2 separate regions of the Mus musculus genome follow, and region 2 is linked to region 1. A link is a loop called in an ENCODE intact Hi-C map of the cell type or tissue named here. Cell type or tissue: left cerebral cortex. All regions are shown on one strand. Each heading gives the region's core, and the rest is flanking DNA. Links, peaks and the distances in the headings are about the cores only.

Region 1 (9,924 bases), core at 1,158-9,157:
CAGAGGGTCCTTAAGGAGAAACAGTACATGGAGGGTATAACCCATCTGGGTCACAAAGGCTGTGCCCTGACTTTCTCCATTGCCTCCCAAGGGCGGTTAAGCTCAGAGTCTGAGTCATAATTCTTGCCTGTTTGTCTAGAGCAGTTAGGCCCCCCTCTCACAGCATCTTGTAGTATAATGAGGCCTTGTCACCTGTGTGAGCCTGTGTCCACATGAGTTATAGTGCTCTCGAGCTGTCTAGAAGCCAACAAAGCCAGTGACAGGTGCTCAGGATTAATGGTGCGGGGACATGTTTTGTGTCTCCAAGGGGGTGTCATGCTGTATCCTGGAGCTGTGATGGGGAAGCCATTATTGCCGGCTCCAAACTCAGGCTGCCTGTGTTTGAATCTCAGCTCCACTACTGAGGAGCACTCGGTCCTTGGACAGTTTAATTAGCCTGTCCACAGTGAAGACACCTTTTCAGGTGGGGTGTGTACAGGAGGGTAAAGTATATTAAAGGATGTAGCCATAAAGGATACAGGCTAGTGTCTGGAACGGTAAACAAGGGGCTGGCCAGCATCATAGTCCTCTTTAATGCCATCCTTTGTGTATGAGGAACCACAGTGAGCAGCTGCTAAGATATGATGGTCCTGGTATTGGGGTGTTCACAGTGGGCACCCCTGGAAGATGAGTTTTGGTAGATGACTGCTGGTGATGGTTAGAGGGCTAGGGGCTGGGCACGTCTTCAGTGGAGAAGATGCTGAAATTTGTTATGGTTGATTGGGTGGGCAGAAGAAGAGCAGTGAGTAGCCCATCTCCCATGGCTGTGTCCCCTGCCAGGTCTTATGCTCATTCCAGCCATTTACTGTTTGTGCATGAGCCAGCTCCTGGGCCTGTCAGGAACACAGGCCAAGGCCTCAAATGTCTGCCTGGTTCTTTCTACCCAGTATGAATGGTCTTTGGCAGAGCAGTTGAGCCAGCTTGCATCTGGTGAGCTCTCTCCATGTGTCCTCAATGGTAGCCCCTACTATGTATTTTAGGGATGCTGTGGGACCTGCTCACACTGATCACATGCCTGTCCTCAGTGGCTCCAGGTCAGGCTTTAGGGGTTGCTGGTCGCAATTCATATACCCCTAGAGACGTGGCTGGGGTCTCTGGAGGAACACCCCTAGAACCTATACTTTCACTCTTGGGACACAGGGAGGAAACGTCCCCTGTAGCTCAGGGCTTCTTGTTACTAGTAGATTGGCTGTATAAATACTTGTTTCTGAGCTGACTATATCTAGGCTCCTTATAGGCCTGTGGGAGGCTTAGTTTGTTGGCTGAACTTCCTGGCTTACAGTTTAGTGCTAAGGCTGAGAGTATGGTTGCAAACACTCGTGTTTCTAAAACCCAGCCAGGGTGGCCCTGTACAGCTGGCCAGACAGACTGACCTGCCACCCACTTTCTGTGCTATGGTCTGTCTATAATGGCCCACAGTTTGTGTCCTAGCTCAGGTCTTGCTGAGGTGTTTGTTTCTTTCTTCCATGCTAGAATCCATGTCACTCTGTGTCATTGCCTTTGTTAAAGTGACAAACTATATCATTCTTTTCTACAGTTGTCTCTAGACATCTGCTTTCCACGCAGCTGTCTGAGGGACACTTTCTGACTCAGGTCACGCCATATTGTCCCCACACCTGAGCCTTCCCCTGGTGCTGTGTCCTCAGGGTGTGCGCAGTTTCCTTGCCAGGTTTTCACCACAGCAGCATCCTCTGCTGCTGCTCTGTGTTGTCCGGGGTCTGTGCACCTTCTCTAGGCTGCCTTTCCACCTCCTTCCCCAGGCATTATTAGCATCATGTTCTTGGCCTTATTTCCTCTGCTGACTTGGCAGACCCATCAAAGCTAGGATTTTTGTTAAAATGAATATATGTTTGCCTCTGTCTAACTCTGCCTGTGCTCCTCTGCTTGTCTTTCTCGGTGCAAGGCTTGTGCTGGCTTTTCTTACAGTGAGCCAACCATTATCCCCACCATAGCACATGCTCTCTGCAGCTGAGGTGGAGGAGCCAGCACCATTGGCAGGCCCACAGGCCCATGGATTTGGTCCTCCCTCACATCTTAGCCAAGCCATGAGGTTATTGGCTGTATATGAAGCCCAGCAGGAGCCCTTTCCCCACTAGCCTGGACTAGTCTCCCTGTCTCCCTCCTTGGCTGCTCTGCACTCAGTATCATCTGAGGTGTCCCAAGGGTCACTGCCTTTGTCCCCTCTTGTCCCACAGTTGTGTGGACTCTGAATGCACTTGCTTCTGTCCTCCCAACCTCAAGTGGTTGCACAGCTCTAAGATGTGCTATGCCTGTCCACACAACTTGAGGGCTTCTCCCCTTCTCACCACTGCACCTTGGCCTCTCATCTTCTGTGGGACTGTCATGACCTCCCAAGTTCCCTTCCTACTGTCTCTTCAGTTCCCTTCTTTCTGTCCCTTGTCAGTTCACATGCTCCTTTAGGTAGGGCATTTCTCCCAGGTTCCACGTTGCATGTTGTTGGGTAAGGTGTCTTCCTTAAGGAGACATGAACAGTCATCTATTTCCCCCCAAAGGGAGCATCAGTGACTGACCAAAGTAACACCTCCACCTGCCTCGCCTGTAGAGCCACTGAGTTCATTGAGCTCCTTATGTAAGACCATGGTGGAGGGGCACTTACAGAAGCATAGGTGAGCCCCACGTGTCAACTGGAAATCCCCATGCCAGCATGGAAGAAGACAGCTGCATAGCTGCATAGCTGGAGTTGCTACGGCACTTGACACTGCAGACACTTCCGCATGCCTCCAGTACCTCTGAGACCATGAGCAGCAGGGACAGAATTACAGGCAGGTGGGAAAGGGGGTCGAGGACAGGAGGGAGGGACTGGGGTCTCAGGATTTAATGATCCTTTCCTTTTTATGAGAGAGTATCAGCAGGCCTGTCTCTTTTGGGGGCAGGGATTCAAGACAGGGTTTCTTTATGTAGCCCTCGATGTCCTGGAACTCATTTTGTAGACCAGGTTGGTCTTGAACTCACAGAGATCCACCTGCCTCTGCCTCTCAAGTGATGAGATTAAAGGCATGCGCCACCACCGCATAGCTAGCAGGCCTGTTCTTCAGGGCTGTTTGTGAGTAGTCACAGTTGCTGTGGTATGTATGGTAATGGCTGCTATGGTGACTGTGTGCCCGGTATCTAGTTCATTCCCAAGAGGTATTTACTGAGTAAATAAAGTTCCCATCAGCTTGAGAATGGGGTGTTGTGATGGCTCTGGCTTCTTAGGGACTTGTGGTGTTGTCTGTGGCTTGTAAGCTCATCTTTGTCTCCCTTCCCTGCTGTCCTCTATTCTGTCACTTTGGGTCCCTGTTTTTACCAAGTGTGGCAGCAGCAGAGCTGGGGACTTAGTGCCTTGCATTGCCTTTGGCTGGTCTGCAATTTGGCACCAGTAGTGTACGTAGCATCTGTCAGCTCTCAGCCACCCCCAGCCTACCTGCTTCAGCCTAGGGTAGCTGAATGGCTTAGCATTATAAGTATAGCATTTGATTGGAGGCCACACCCTCATTTCTGTTCAGAGCCTAAGCAATAAGCTGTCCCCAGTTTCCTCTCATGTGGTACATGGGAGGCATTCTGTGCCAGACCTGAGGCTGTGCCAAGTGGGAAGAGGCAGAGTTCCATTCTGGTAGGGCTTTGTGTGCACTGGGCCTCGGCACAGGTCTGGCAGTGGCAGTGTTGGGCAGCAATGGTGTCACCCTGGGCCGTCTGCAGAGACGCAGGGTGCAATGGAGGCAGGTGAGGGGGCAACATATAACTATGCATGATGAGTGCCCATGCATGTGGGGTGCGTGTACTTGTGTGGACAGGGACAGGTGTGGAGATACAGAAGCATGGAACTTGTGTAAGCTGTATGCATTCCACCGGCTATAAAAGTTGTTGAGGGAACATTTCTTAGCAGATGCTAAGATGTTTTGTTTAGATCCTGTAATACCAGAACTGGTATTAAGCAGCTTAAAATTTGCCTTGGAATGTGGAGAGTGGCTACCTGAGTCTGAGCACTTTTCTCGTGCCTTCTGCAGCACTAGTGACATAGAGCTCATGGCTGTCCTGCAAGGAGTATGCTGCTCTTAGCCACCTGCAGACCCAGGAGTGCCTGGCTAGGACTCATGGTCGTCTGAGGATGTCTGACTCTATGCACGTTTACCTCCTACCCACACATCTACCTTTCCCTTCCTTGTGACAGTGGGCTCTGTGGCCTTTCTTTGGAAGCTGGAGTGGCTCAGCAGGGAATCCCTCTATCCTGATTCTCTTTAACTTTTTTTTTTTTTTTTTTTTTTTTTGAGACAGGATTTCTCTGTGTAGCCCTGGCTGTCCTGGAACTCACTCTGTAGACCAGGCTGGCCTGGAACTCAGAAATCCACCTGCCTCTGCCTCCCGAGTGCTGGGATTAAAGGCGTGCGCCACCACGCCCGGCTCTCTTTAACTTTTATGTCAACTGTGGGTCAACACTGAGCCTGCCTCCCAGAACCACTCACATAGTAACCTGGGCATGGCTATGCAGGCTGCCCACACCAAATTGATCTGGTCTTGTTATATCCCAGACTGCAGAATGCACTAGGCATTGTGGTATTTGACTAATGGGCTAGTCCAAGCTCAAGACAGTTTACCTACCAAGTAATGGCTCCTACTTACCATCTCTTCCTCTGATATCCCTATCAGACAAAGGCTTTGAGCATGGCTGTGTAGCAGTGTTTTGTTAGTTCCTGTGTACAGGTTGTCACCTTCCATCTGGTAAGTTCAGGTTCCATAGAACAGGCCCAGAGTGCTGCTATTGAGGTTTAGGGACCCAGTGGGCTGATCTCTGATACTATTCCTGCTTATACAGTCCCCTTATCACACTGTGTTCTGAAGGGGACATGAAGGCAGGCAAGTTTAACTGGAGGCTCCCACAGTGCCCACCATAGCTGGGAATTCCTAGCCTCTCTGTCCGAGCCTGATCCCCACCCCCTTTAAGATACCCCCCTCTTCTTGCCTGTGTGTGTTTCCTTCCTTCCAGGAACAGAACCCAATAGCACTGTCAAGAGCTGTCTGTGCTTGAGCCGGGCCAGGTTTATGCTCTGAGCATAGGGCAGCTTCAGAAGGCTTTGGCAGCTGGCTGCAGTGCCCAGCTTTGGACATGAGATGGTGCCTGCAGCATTTCGAGCCCTATCTGCTCACTCCTCAAAGCTTCCTTCCATAGCCTCCCCAGTGGAGGCATCCAAACCAAGTCTATAAATTTTGTGACCAGTTAGTAGGAGAGAGAGTGGAGAGATAAAGAGAGGCTGGAAAGACCTTGAGATGGGTGGGCATCTGTCATAGGTGCCTACCTGGAGCTCACTTCTGCTCTTGAGCTGTATAATCTTTACCTTCCCATTCTTTGCTGGGGTGGGCTGGTGAGTCCAGGAGGGAGGGAGGGAGGGAGGGGGAGACAGGGGGGGGGAGAGACAGAGAGAGAGAGAGAGAGAGAGAGAGAGAGAGAGAGAGAGAATGTATGTGTGTGTGTAGTGATATAAGCCCCAACCCTAGCTTGGCTTTGGCTCTGTTTAAGACATTCCTGTTTCAGGCTGCCTCTCTTCTACTGCTTTGCCTTGAGACCAAGTCTGGGTACCCACATCCCCAAAAGGATGGCCAGTGCATCCTGGGATACAGAGCAAGGCTTGGGTCCTTTACTGAATTTGTGGAGATACACAGCTGTGAGGGTGAAAGGCCCCTTGATGATAGGCCCTGTGTGTGGTGGGAAGATGTGCATACTCCTTCTTCAAGGGCCAGGTTGCTGTGCTCCAGGCCTACCCAGCCCCAACCACCCAGTCATGGAGTTGGGGAGGGCCAGCGTTCCAGACCCGGCCCTCTTAGTCTGCTTGTGCTGGCTCTTCAACTAGGGGAGCTGCGGTTAACATTTCTCACCCACACGGACTGTTGCTCTGTATGTCTTGCATATCCATATTTAAAATGGTATTTACATATTCATGGGTTTTTAAATAAGCTCTTATTGTTAAGGAATGTAGAAGTGGATAAAATGTGAAACTCCCTCTTTTATTCAAGCACCAGAGAAAACGTCACCCCCATCTACCCCAATGCAATCACTTTCTGAGTGCTTAGCTCTGTTGCCATGGGAGCTGCCCTGTCCCATGGTCCTCTCTCAATTCTGCCCAGCCCGTGTCCAGCATACAGCATACAATACACAGCATGGCTCACAGCATGCCCACAGCCATGTCCTTTTCTTGTCATACTCTGGATCCCTCTGATGTGACCCTTACTTCCTGATAGAGTCCTGAAGACACCATCCCCATTTTTCCCCTCATTCATTTGTATGTATGTGTACATGTGTGTATATGTGTGTACATGAAGGCCAAGGGTGTCTTCTTCCATTACCCTCACTTTCTGAGACAATGTCTTTTGCTTGAACCTGGAGCTCACTGATTTAGGTAGACAAGCTTCTCCAGTGTCCTGTCTCTTCCTTCCCAGCGCTGGAGTTACAGACATCCACTATTGCCCCTGGCTTTTTGGAGGGTTTCAGTGATCCAAACTCAAGTCTCCTGTTCCCACATCCTCCTGCCCCCCCCCTTTTTTTTGGAAGAAAAATTAAGACAGATAAAGCTTGTCGTTTTAGAAGTGGCAGAGTTAGAGATGCCGTTGTCATTACGTGTCCCTGCCTTGGCCTCAGGTACTCCTTGTTCTGCAGCTGGTGAATAGGGATTTGAAGGACCAGTGTCTTTGCACTTTCCTTTTCTATAGAGACAAGAAGCAACCACTCCCTTCTCCCTCCATAGTCCTATAAGGGTCATGGGCCAGACAGACCTAGTAGGACTGCCAGTTTTACATCTGGAGCTGTCTGAGCCTTTGCTTCTGGGATGTCTGTCTGTAGGAAGCCCATTGGAGAGCACTGTAGACGGAGAGAGTGGAGGAGCCAAGGAAGGAAATTTAGTGGACTAGCCTTGGCTGGGGTGGGGGGCAAGTTGAGTAGGCATTGGGTAGGTTCCAGAGATCCATAGAGGTGTGGCTGTGCTCTTCTGGTCAGTGGCTGGCTAGCACGAGGCAGCGGATCAGTGCAGGGCTCTAAGGTTTGAACAGTAAATACTTGGCTGGAAGAGCCTTTAGGGACTCTTAAGAATTTGACATCACTTTGACAGAGGCAGACTTAATACGCATAATTTCTTGTCTCTGTCCTTTACATCCCTTTCCTAAGCATGACATCATGTTTGGTCAACTCAGTGAGGCCTTCTTGTAGACCATGGTGTCTGGGAAGCCCAAGGAGACAGCAATAGACATGATTGTATCAGTAGTAGAAAGCAGATGTGCAGAAAACAGTGTGTAGGAAAGAGCAACTGAGTAGTGCCATCTGCATTCCACATAGCTTTAGGAGTCTCTGCTGAGGCTGTAGCCCCTGGGAACCGCTGAGCATTTGACACCCTTCCCCTGCCAGCAGCTGCAGGCCTCACCTGAACCGCTTAGCAGCCTAGTCATGACTGGAATGCAGGCATACTGTGGCCATTCCTTGGGACTCCTTTGGAGTGGCATCACTTTGCCTGTCACCAGAGGGCAGTGAGAGATGCCTCCCTTTGTCAATGACTGGAAGGTGGCATTGGCCAGGTTACTGTTACCTGAGCTGCTACTAACTAGGTCCTTTGTATAGAGACCCTAACTCTGGCCTGGCCTATCTGGCTGGCTTGATGTGAGTGCACTGCAGTTCTCAGGGCCAAAACCAAGGGAGGCAGCCATTCTTGATGAGGGCAGAAGTGCTTGCTGGGTTTAGGGCTGGGCAGCTCTCTTGCTTTCCAGCCTTGGTTACAGACCCATGAGCCTGGAAGAGGGTTGTCCTGTGGCTCAGGGTCCCAGTTCTAAGCACTCCCAGCTCAAGGCCAGTCTTTGCTTGGCTGTTAGTGCCCTTGGTTTGAGGCTGGAATGAGTATGCTCCATATCAGGGCATCTGTCATATGCCTCTGAGGGGTCTCTAGGGCCAGCTGTGTAGCTGGGGAGAATGGGAGCTGTGGCTCATAAAGGGCCTGTGGAGATTCATGACCCTTAGATGGCACACTCCTTGTCTTCCAGCCAGTCCCTGTGGCCATCTGGGTCTGAACACGGGCCTGTCTGTTATCTCTGTCTCACAGTGTCCCATTGGGCAGTACTTTTTCAAGCCAGATCAGTCAAGGCTTTCTCTGGGTTATGAGACCTCCATTCCTGACAGTTCTTAAAACCTGGGCCAATAGACACAGTTTTTTATAGAGTGTTGGTGTTCCTGAGACTGGGAAATATGGCACTGGCCCTCGTGCTATCAAGCACTGCTCATTCATGAGCCAGCATGAGATGGAGGTGGCGTGCAGTAGAGCTGTGATCCCTATCAGAAAGGAGTTCCCTGTGATGTGGAAGGATAAACAGAGGATCAGTGGGAAGGCTGGGAAGGGTAAACTTGGGGGTCCCCTTCCCAGCAATGCTTCCTTCACACTTGCCGGTCCCACAGGTTCCCACCTAGCTGCTTAAGGAGACCGTCGGGGAGACAGCTGAGGCTTCATCAAGGCCCAGACTAGTTGCCTTTCCCTCTTTACCAGTGCACTTGAGTTGCAGCAGAGAAGTGGTGGGCACATTCAGCTTGCAACCCTTGGTCCCGTGTCAGTGCTGTTTGGCATCTGGTTTCAGGAACCCAGCATAGCAGTCACTGAAGACAAAGTATTTATAATTGAGACTTGCATCAGGGTTTATCTTTTTTTTAAAATTAAGATTATTCATATATATATATATATGTGTATATATATATATACACACACACACATATATATGTGTGTGTATGTATGTATGCATGTATGTAGGTTTAAATAAATAAAATATGCATGCCAGGCATGGTGGTATACACCCTTAATCCCAGCACTCAGGAGGCAAAAGTGGACAAATCTTAGTGAGATTGAGGCCAGCCTGGTCTACATAGTGAGTTCTAAGCTAGCCAGCAGGGCCACACAAAGAGAGACCTAGCCTCAAAACCCCCCAAAAAAATGGAAGAACAAAGTAAAACAACAAAAAACAACAGCCTTTCCCCCCAAAAAACCAACACAACAACTTTAATGTGCCAAGCACAAACACACACATATAATAATTAATAAACATATACAATTAATATTTATGTTAAATTCTTTCATTTAAAGTCACTTATTGTCTATGAATATATAAAGTACTTATGTATCACCCTGCCCTATCACTCTTGCTTATCTCCCTTCCTCTCCTGTTGAACTCAATGTTCTTTGTAGTTAGCACCTGCGGCATTCTAATGTCTTTACTCTTTTCTTTGTGACCTACTGAGTTTGTCGAGTGAGGCTTATTTACTGGAGAAGGACAACTTTGTAGTGTATAGCACTGAAGGACATCACCCTCTCCTGGTGTAGCAGTTACTTTTCTGTTGCTGTCGTGAAACACCACAACCAAAAGCAGTTTATGGAAGACTGTTTATTTTGGCTTACAGTTCCGGAGAGGGTCCATACTGGCCAGAGAGGTAGTGCAAAGTCTCAGTGGCCACAGCAGGAAGGCGAGAGATCTGTCTCATCTTCAGTTGTAAACTTGAAGTGGGGCAAGGCCGTAGACTCTCAGCCTGTCCCCAGTCACTTCCTCCAGAAAGCTGTCTCCTAAAGTCTCCACAAGCTCTCTCCACAACATCATCACTACTGGGGGCCAAGTGTTCAAATACAGGTGCCTGTGGGGATCATTTCTCATTTGAACCACTGCACCCAGCAGCTGTGAACGGCCAGTTTCTCCTTAGGGAGAGTCGAGACCTCCTAAGTCCCTCCTCCATCCATAATGGATTGTTGGCTGGTCCAATCTGGGCCCAATATCTGTGTGTGATCGTAGCTGCTATGTACTTATAACCGCAACAGACATGTCATTGCCAGAAGTCTCTGTTCCCTGGCACTCCAACCCTTCCTTCAGCCTCTGCAT
Region 2 (9,924 bases), core at 1,212-9,211, 52 kb after region 1:
CCAGAAAAATGTGCAATAATAATTGTAGGTTTTAAGAAATGGAATTGATGGTAGAAATACAGACAGCTATGTGCAATGCTGAGCTCTTAACAAGGGTGCTGGGGAAATGGGCTCCTTCTGAGTTTGTATCAGGCTGCCCCACTGCAGGACCCAGTGCACAGCTGCCACTTGCCTCCTCCTGTATTTGGGATCCTTACCTCTCCTACAGATTCCAGAACTACCTCATGGCTCAGGCTAGACATACCGACATAACCTCCTGAGGTTTGCTCCACATCTGACTGCCCTTAGGGTCCATTGCAAACCTCCTAAGGGTGTGCCAGGAGCATCCTTTCACCAGCAGAGCCTTGCCCTTTGGTAAGGACACGGGGACAGTGTGGAGCATCCTAGCTCTGCCTGCAGACTCAGTAATATAGGTATGGCCACCTCGCCTTGATGCTGGTAGCACTTGTGAGTGCTATGTGCTCAGTGCTGGTGCCTTTGCTGTCTGTGGTGGAAGTTGTTTAGAAATTAAATACCTTCCTAGGGGGTAGCTGGGAATAGACAACAGTGGCCACCTAGGATGTGACATCCACAGGGATGCAGAGCTTATGTCTTACCACATCTCTGGCTGGCGTGTGTGAGGGGAGTGGGGATGGATCTGTCTAACCTGGACTTCTCCCATCTTCTGTTGAATATGTAGCTCTCTGTTGGCTGTTTTTTCCCTGAAGGCCACACCTACCAGAAATAAGCCTGAATCACCCAGAGTCTGGTTGTCAGTCATACTGACTGCCTTGGAAGGTCCTCCTGAGTGGTGACTTAGCCTGTTGTGAGATTCCTGCCAAACAGCCTTCCTACCTAGGGTGGCCCTGAGCACAAGGTTTCTAGGCACTTTCCTTCTGTTTCTTTGTCTTTTGTAAAGTCCCACCTCCTTCTCTTCCATGTCTGCTCACAGGGGGCGTCTTATCAGAGGAGGCTACCTAGCACACTGTTCCTCTTCTGTGTGTCTGTATCTTGGTCTAAGAAATCCTGTCACTTTCAAAGCTCTATTGGCAGACCCTTCCCCAACTCCCTGTCTTACTGTCTGAGAGCATCTGACATCATGATGGTCACTGGAAAAAACGCTCACTGACCACTACAATCTGACTCCCTGTGGCTTTGTTAGGGCTTGCCCTAATTACATGGGTGAGTATTTCCTGGGTTTAGGGATAGGGCCCGGTGCAGACTATAGGGCTAATTTATTGGCCTGTCATCTATTTACTTATCATTTATTGTCCCTGTCATCTATTTCTGGGGCCATAACTCTGTCTCTGGAAGGTCCCTGTTAATTCTTCACTCACTGGACAAGCAGATTTCTGTAATTTTCTTTCAGTTTTTAGAGACTCCCTGGTGGGCTGGGAGGAAGCATGGACATGCTGACCCCTTCTTGCCCAGTGCACATGGTGTAGGGACTGAAGGTGACTGCTCAGATGCCTCCGGTTTGGGGATCCACATTTTGCACATTTCCTCTTAACATAGAGGTAGCGATTGGGAACCTATAGGCACCTGGTGGCTTAGTTCCTGACCTGAGATGTTTTAGGTCAGTGCTGCAGGCTATGCCAGGCATTGTGCCCAGCAGCCAGGAGGGGCAAGCATCTTCTAGTTTTCCTGGTGCACACACAGTGGCTTCGCAGAGGTGACTCAGCGGCTTAGGTCTGCATTGACTCATCCGCAAACTTCAAGGTTGGAAATCATTTGTGTTAGCAGGTTTTGATCTGTGTTCCTCAGCCCTCCAAGGATAAAGAGGTGCTGTAGGTTTGAAGAAAAATTTACTAATTTTTTTTTAGCTTCATGAAAGAGATGAATTACAAAAAATTCACCGTGTACATGGAAATTCCATTATAATCTGTAGGAGACGACCGCTATTGGTACGCGTCAGACTGCTTTGGGCTGTCACCACAAAGGCTCTGAAGTGTCTGTGTGACACCTCTCCTCAAGTGTTACTGAATTGGGGTTCTATTGGTGTGTTTGGGCTTGTCACAGTTGTGCTCTAGTTAGGGCTCCTAATTTGCAAGCTTGTCTTTCCTCAGGGGCCTGCAGCCAGGTGGCTGAGGTTGCAGTGCTGGCAGATGTGCGAGTGAGGAGGGGCTGTCTTTCTGCTTGGCATCTGCTCCTGAGAGTCTCCTCTAATGTCCCTCACCTCATCACAAGTGCCCTCCCCTCCCTGGCCAGGCTCCTCCCAACACTGGCATGTTGGTGATTAGGGCTTCACACTGATCCTCAGTTCTCACAGAGATGTCACCTACTTCAGAAATGCCCTTGGCCATGGAGCCCTAGATGTCCTAGAGCTAGCTCTGTAGTCCAGGCTGGCCTCAAACTCACAGAGATCTGCCTGCCTCTGCCTTTGGGGAATTAACAGCATGTGCCTTCATGCCAGCTTTATATTTTATTGCTTAGACAAGATATCATGTAGCTCAGGCCCACCTTGAATTTGCTACATAGCCAAGAATGATCTTGAATTCTGATCTTCTGTCTCTACCTCCTAAGTGCTAGGATCACGGGTGTATACTACTACACCTGTTTATGCAGTGCCAGGGAACTGCAGGCTAGGCGAGCGAGCATTCTGTCAATGGTGCTGCAGCACCAGCCCTCAGAGGTTTTCAGTGTTTTGTTTTTTAATTTATTTTTTTTTCATTAGGTATTTTCTTCATTTACATTTCAAATGCTATCCGGAAAGTCCCCTATACCCTCCCCCCCCCACCCCCCTACCCACCCACTCCCACTTCTTGGCCCTGGTGTTCCCCTGTACTGAGGCATATAAAGTTTGCAAGACCAAGGGGCCTCTCTTCCCAATGATGGCCGTCTAGGCCATCTTCTGCTACATATTGTTTTGGTTTTAAACATAGAACCTGGGCTTGGCCATGACCGTAGAGACACATGAACACACTGTCTCTGCACCACCTGGCGCTCCAGCACTGGTTTCTATGTGGTGTGGTGAATGCCCTGCAGAACTCACACTTGTGGGGGTTTTGGTTTTCGTTTTTTCCTTCCAGACAGAGTTTCTCTGTGTAATATCCCCCATCCCTGGCTATCCCAGAACTTGCTTTGTAGACCAGGCTGGCTTTAAACTCACAGAGATCCGCCTGCTCTTGCCTCGCAAGCACTGGGATGAAAGGCGTGTGACACCACTGCCCAGCTGTACTTGTGATTTTGAATGAGCGACTTTATTAAGTATATAACAAGTGACTGGACAAGTGACAGATACATGACCCATCCCTAGGGAACAAACATGTAGTTGGGTGTGCACACCGTCCAGCAGACACCACAGCTGGCAGTTTCCATTGAGTTTTCTCTTCCTGGCTGACCTTTGGCTTCTCTTTCTCACTGAAGGCATTTTTATATCACAGGATAAACACTGGTAACCTCTGTTGGCAATGGTTCCAGCCATTTCAATAGTATGACATTTTTACTCTTAGACTGTTTAGCTGTCACAAAGTTAGGTGGGCCAGCGCAGACAAGAGGCCTCAGAGGATACTCATAGACAGACATGCCTGGTCTGACATGGAGCAGGAGGACTCAGTCAGTTGTTAGAGCCAGCTTCTCAATGAGCTCTACAGCATGCGACAACTCACTGTATATGGACACACCGTGACTTGGCCGCGGCTTCTTTCTCGGATGGGCACCGAGCTCTTCCTTAGAGCTGCTCTATGGTAGCACAGTGTTTGGGACCCCACAGCATCTGTTGATACAGGTATGCTTTCTTGCTGCATGAGTGTGGGTGCTGGGCTCAAACTGGGGAAGGCAGGCCTCAGGGCTGGAAATGCTAGGTCAGACAAGGAAGAGCTGGAAGGAGCATTCATTGTCTTGGAGAAGTTTGTTAAAATGTCTCCTGCCGCTTTGCAGTATCTCTTGGCCAGGCCTGGTTCCTTGAAAGTGTATATTCTTAGTCCTGTGTTTCTGATGAAGCTAACATGAAAGTGAGCGGCAGTGTCCCGCCACATCCAAAGATGGCTTTCAAAGGCCTGAACTCATTCTCTCAGCAGATGCTGCCTCAGAAAGGCAGCGATCGATAAACACGCTCAGCTTCTCCTTGAAGCACCAAGAGCTTCGCTCTGAAGCCCCAGAGGTTCGTGGAAATGCCGCTGCCCTCAGAGTTCAGCACGCTGTGGAGCAAGAACTTTAATTTTTTATGAGCTTTCTCTTCTCTTCCTTGGAAGAAAGGCTGGAGTTGAATGGAGAGAACCTCCCTGGGGGCCAGGGGGGAGGACAAGAGAGAGAGACAACAACCCCAAGAGATGATGGGGATCCGTGTTAGAATGAAGTTGCTCAAATTCTTCCAGCTGTTGAGGCTCTCATAGGGCCTGTAGACCCAGTAGGAGAAGTCCCCATTTCAATTTGAGATCCATGTTAACTTGATGGTTCCTGTATCTCTGCATCCTGTGTGCCTGGTTGTCTAGGCCTATCTGGTAGGTGAGACTTGAGAAGCCTGGCCGAGAGTGTTGAGAGCCTCTTTTGGACATGGTACTGCGGCCCTGTTTTAGGTGGTGCTTTATCTATCTGCAGGCCCTTGTCCCCTCCATGGGATGCCCCCACCTCCTTTGGAGCTTGCCAGTCTGTTTCCTCCATGGAACTCCTGGATGGAGAATACCCACCTGTTCCCACACAGCTTCCCATTTCTAAGCAGGACCCAGGATTTCTAGAGCTTTGCCCCTTCACTACTGTCTGGCTTCTGCTCACATCTGTAGTCCAAGGCCCATCTAGACAGCTTTTGTGTCCCCTCTCTCTTCCTCCTGAGGTTTTTTCCTTCTTGTTCCCGTTCCTTTGTTCTTCACTGCCTCCTGGCAAAGGACTCTGAGTCTCCTAGCCAACTCCTATTTCCACACAGTGTGAGTGAGTGTGCCCTGGATATAAGAGTGTTTAGCCTTTCATCCCCTAAGTGTCCCACACATCTATCTTCTCTTGTGCCTGTGGGGAAGAGTCCCTTCAGGATCTTAGGGATCTAACCCAAGATACCAAATTCTCTTCTTTTACTTCATGCTTTCTGCCTCACCATGGACTAAATCATTCCTTTCTTCACTGTTTTTTTTTGTTTTTGTTTTTTCCTTTGCCATGGCCAGTTAGGCAGCAGTACCTCAGCTCTGGAGAGCTTGGACCTGTAGTCCATGTTTGCCATACCAGCTGACATCTAGTTAGCCTGCTGCAGGTACCAGAGGATGTGCAGGACCCTGTGCTTGCCTGGCTCACCTGCAGGCTTCCCATCTGCTTCCTTCCACACACCCTTCCTCCTGCACACCATCTACTCAGGTCTGTGATGTCTATTGTACTTAAAATACCAGCCCCTGCAGGCAACCCCACCCAGTGCTTTCTCCTCACTCAGAGACCAGTATGTATCCTGAAATCTCAGAAGGTATTTGCTGCGGCCTGTTTGCTTTATGTGAGCTGTTCCTTCCCCTGCAGTCACCTGGTTGGTGATTTATGCCTGTTTTGCAGCCAGGAGGAACTCAGCCTGTTGATCATTGTGCTCAGGGCTTCACTGAAGCTCTGCAAATGATGCTCCGGAGCGCCCTCTCTCTGCTTTGCTCTGAACTGCAATTTATAGTCTAACCTTGTCCTGTTGGAAACCTGGGAACCTATTCTGTCTGGGAACTGACCTTGGGATCTGCTGTGGCCTGCAATCCTGCCTGTTGTCTGGCATCTTCTATAGACCAGGCATTCCTCGATATCTGCTTCTGGCCTCCACAGTGGATGAAATGTGTTTTGTTCTTAAGCGAGAGGATGGGGGGGCTGGTGAGATGGCTCAGTGGGTAAGAGCACCCGACTGCTCTTCCGAAGGTCCAGAGTTCAAATCCCAGCAACCACATGGTGGCTCACAACCATCCTTAACAAGATCTGACTCCTCTTCTGGTGTGTCTGAAGACAGCTACAGTGTACTTACATATAATAAATAAATAAATCTTTTAAAAAAAGAGAGAGAGAGAGGATGGGGACTGAGAAGATGACTCACCGAGTAAAACACCTGCTACACAAGCATTTGGACCTAAATTCAGGTCTCCATAACCCTCATAGAGCTGGGCACAGTGCTGTGTTTCTATTAGACAGAGGCAGGCAGATTTCAGGGGCTCACTTGCTAGCTAGCCTGGTCAAAACACTGAGCCACAGGTTCAGTGAGAGGCCCTGTCTCAAAAGATAAAATGAATAAAGTGGAGAGATTGAGAAGGCATTCTGACATGGATCTCTGGCCTGCACTGGTGAGCACAGACAGTCCATATGAAGGAGAGGAGCGTGTAAGAATGAGTGATTGATGTAGACCAGGGGTAGTGCCTATCTAGCAAGCACAAGTCCTTGCATTAGATACCTAATATTCCTGAGGGGACTCTTTTTTTCTTGGGAAGGGATAAAAAGTTTTCTTTATAATCTGAAATATTATAACTCAGGCCTCCTAGATACCCTTAAGACTCCACCCTCTCCTGTGGTGCCATAGCACAAGCATCTCCCTCCGTCTGCCGTATGTGTAGCATTCCACATTGTTACCTAGGTGCAAGGCTGGCCTGTGTACCTGTGGCACTGCCTTCCTTAGGTAGCAGAGCCTAGCTTCAGAGTGAAGGTTGGGTAGCTGGCTTAGGCCAAGTGGTGATTTCCTGCTATCCAGTCTTGCTGCCTGGTTCTGTTCCGCTGAGCCCTGGTCTTCAGTATCCCAGCAAAGTGGCTGTTATGGCATGGCCTTGGGCTTGTTTGCATCTGGGCCAGGTGGATAGGGTAAGGGGAATGCTGCCTCTAAATTCCACTCTTGGGTTTGGCAGTCTTCCTGCAAGGCTCTCCTGAACTCCCTGCTGAGGACAGTTTATCTGAGTGATCCCAAACCCCCAATCCCACCCTGCGTGTATGTGTCACCTGAGAAGCTGCCTTGCCATGTCTGTCTCTCTGTACTTGGTTCGTAAGTAGCAGAGCAAATGCTGCCATTCTAATTAAATTACCCACTTTGGAGCAGTGATTTAAGGTGCTTGTGAACCTCCCCACCTGAATTCAACGATTCAAGAGTCGATTTCACAGTTCTTGATTATTAAATTGGTCTATGAATAGTTTTCAATTGAACTGGAACTCAAAATAGCCACTTTCTATGTCTGTTTCCCGTGAATATTTGCTCTTGCCTGATATTTGGGGTTGTGATGCACCTAGGGTGCAACTGGCAGTCAGCTGCTTCTCAGTGGGGCCAAGGGACAGTGCAAGACACCCTGAGATTACAGGATTGAAGCCCACCACTGTCCCTGATGTCACAAGGTTGGCTCTGTTTTCTGTGGTCATGCTGGTGGCCAGAGCAGGGTTCCCTGTGACACTTCACAGGACTAGGAGTATCGCAGTCCCCTGCTGAAGCATCATAAATGTTTGACTCTCATTCACTTTCAAATTACACTTTAGCTGTTTAAATGATTTTACTGAGTTATAATTTACAAAACCCTGTATTCACTCAGATGTGAAATAGACATATTTGCAGGGGTGTCTGCCTGACAAAAGTGTTATCTGCCACCCTTGTGAATTCAGATTTTCTTGAAATTGTGTAATCAAAGCAAACAAAAATAATTGGATGCAGAAGTAATCTGAGCTGCAGGTGTCTCTTGCAGGCCCCGCCCCAGATTGTACATTTTCAAAGTAGCTTCAGTGTTCTGGTCATGGTTACTTTGCCTGATGCCCTGCTTGTGTGTGTGTGTGTGTGTGTCTGTGTCTGCCTGCCTGCCTGTCTGTCTGTCTGTCTGTGCATGATTGGCCTGAGACATAATCAAGTAGTCTAGAGAGCTGGCCAACAAGTTTGCAGGATCTGTCTGCCTATCTCTGCTTCATATCTTTCTTAACATCACTGGGCTTACAGGTATGTCCTGCCATGCCCAGCTTATTGATCTGTGATCCAGCTGAGGATCCAAACTCAGATGTACATGTTTGAAAGGCAAATGCTTTATCCACTGAACTGTCTCCCTAGCCCCATGCCTCGGTTTGCGAGAGCTTTTGGCATCTCCTCTGGGAAGAGGTCTGTGACTGACAGTGCACACTCTGTGCTCCTGCAGTGGCCATCTTGGTTGGGGGGTTGGTCGGCCCTTCCCCCGCTGCTCCTATCATCTGACCTGTTTCTTTCTGCTGCTATGGCCCAGTGCACGTGTGACAGGGCACCCTGTGGGTATTTGATGAGATCCTTGCCCTTGCTTTTTGTGCTTTGCCAGGTTCTCTGTAAGACCAGTGACAACAGAGGCTGCACTGGGCCTAGAGGGCTGTCACTGTGGGACTAGAGGGGTGGTAGCAAGGGTACTTTCTGATGGTCTTTGCTCAGCCTGGGAGTGACCAGTGGCCCTTAGAAGCCTTAGTCCAGAGGTCTGGGCCTCTGATGTTGGCAGAGACAATTGATTAAATTGTGAAGTTGTTGGAATGTCATAGGGAAGGAAGTAGCCAAACCAAAGAGGCCACAGGGACGCAGTAGGAAAGCAGATATTGTAAAGGGAAGCCAGGCTTGGTGGCACAACCTGTAACCCTGTATTTTGGGGGAATACTCAAATAGGAGATTAAAAGCTCAGGTTCAGCTCTGGAGGCTTAGTGAGATCCTGTCTTAAAGTATAAAATAAGAAGAGGGCTTGGAATGTAGCTTAGTGGCAGAGCACTTATTTAAGACTGTTCCAGTGAGGGTCTGGGAGTGTGGCTCAGTGGTAGAGCACCTGCCTAGCAGGTGAGGGGCTGGGGGCGTGGTTCAGTGGGAGAGTCCCTGCCTAGAATCTCCAGAGAGAGGCTGACAGCCCTCCCTGCTCAGTGACAGAGGTCTTGATTAGTATGCCTGAGGCTTTGGCTTTAATCCTTTATACTGCAAAAACACATCCATACATGTATAAATAGGGAAAGGGAAAGTAGAGGAGGTCAGATGCCATTGTCTGGGTATGTTCTGACATCTGTTATCACATGGCAGGCCTAGTACCCAGTGTGAGCCAGGACTTTCTCCTTCAGAAACTCTGCAGGCCCAGTGCTTGCTGCGGGGGCTGTTCTCCACACCCGCCCTGTGCTGCACATCTGTGCAGACTGTGACTCACATGGGAAGTGCTTGCGCTGGCAATTTAGCTCATTCAGAAGTGCCGTCTTGAAGCGCCTGTGGCTGACAATCTTTCCCATTGTGTGTGGAGTTGCGCTTCCCTCCCCCTCGCACCGTGTTCTGGGATCACCCTGGGTGTCTTTGAAATCCAGAACCTCCTGAAAGGCACTAAGTAGCTATTCAGGAGCGAGGAAACGGACGAGGTATTTGCACGTGCAGCTCTATTTTAGGATGCCCCTATGGGATACACAGTGGGGAGTGTGGCCTTAGTTATGGGGGATGGTCATGCCAGGCCTCATGGATCTACCATCTTCCCTTCCCTGCAGTGCCCGGGGTCTGGAGAAGGTCCAGCAGCAGCTCCAGGATGAGGTCCGGCAGGCCAATGCACAGCTGCTGGAGGAGCGGAAAAAGAGGGAGACACATGAGGCACTTGCCCGAAGGCTCCAGAAGCGCAATGCATTGCTGACCAAGGTACAGTTCACCCAGTGTGACTGAGCTCACCCATGCCCACACAGCCATGCCCATACCGCCTGGCCTTTCCTCTCTGGTTGCTCATCTTTCTGCAGACCTCTGTGAAGCTGCATGTGCTTGCCTGTGGTCCATAGCTTTACGTCTCCAGTGGGTATCCCACCTACCCTGGACCCCAGGCCGGGCCCAGTGCTGGCTCTTCCTAGCTGCAGGCTGCAGCAGAACAGTTCAGTTAGGCTGTGTGCTCTAGGTCCACACTTGAGAACACACTTTCGAATGGCAGAAGGAGCCATCCAGAGCCCGGAGCTAAAGTATACAACCATATTTTAGGAGACTGAGGCAGGAAGGGGGGTGGTGAATTGAAGACCAGTCTGGGCTCTGTACCTTGACTCTCTCAAAGCACAAGACCAAAACCAGTCTCCCAGACTCACTTTCTCTGC

Evidence for each region. Peaks named below come from ENCODE experiments on the same cell type or tissue, not always from the same donor. Only the 100,000 strongest peaks of a DNase experiment are listed, where the experiment ranks them.
Region 2: a loop joins it to region 1, with 2.2 times the contacts of the local background. A loop is called at or near these places in 7 of 42 quality-filtered maps.

What each region holds. Positions count from the first base shown.
Region 1 is chr5:140,245,792-140,255,715 of GRCm38, reverse strand. All of the region lies in intron 10 of Mad1l1 (MAD1 mitotic arrest deficient 1-like 1), which reads left to right. Among named protein-coding and RNA genes, the nearest start is that of Gm16120, 43 kb to the right of the region's middle. In left cerebral cortex, for the core only: a CTCF peak has its summit at 5,138; DNase peaks (open chromatin) are centred at 1,255, 3,505, 5,159 and 5,906; H3K27ac peaks cover 262 bases.
Region 2 is chr5:140,193,477-140,203,400 of GRCm38, reverse strand. It overlaps Mad1l1 (MAD1 mitotic arrest deficient 1-like 1), which reads left to right. Exons shown (of 18, transcript NM_010752.3): 11 at 9,343-9,487. Among named protein-coding and RNA genes, the nearest start is that of Gm16120, 9.6 kb to the left of the region's middle. In left cerebral cortex, for the core only: a CTCF peak has its summit at 5,520; DNase peaks (open chromatin) are centred at 5,520 and 9,020; H3K27ac peaks cover 354 bases.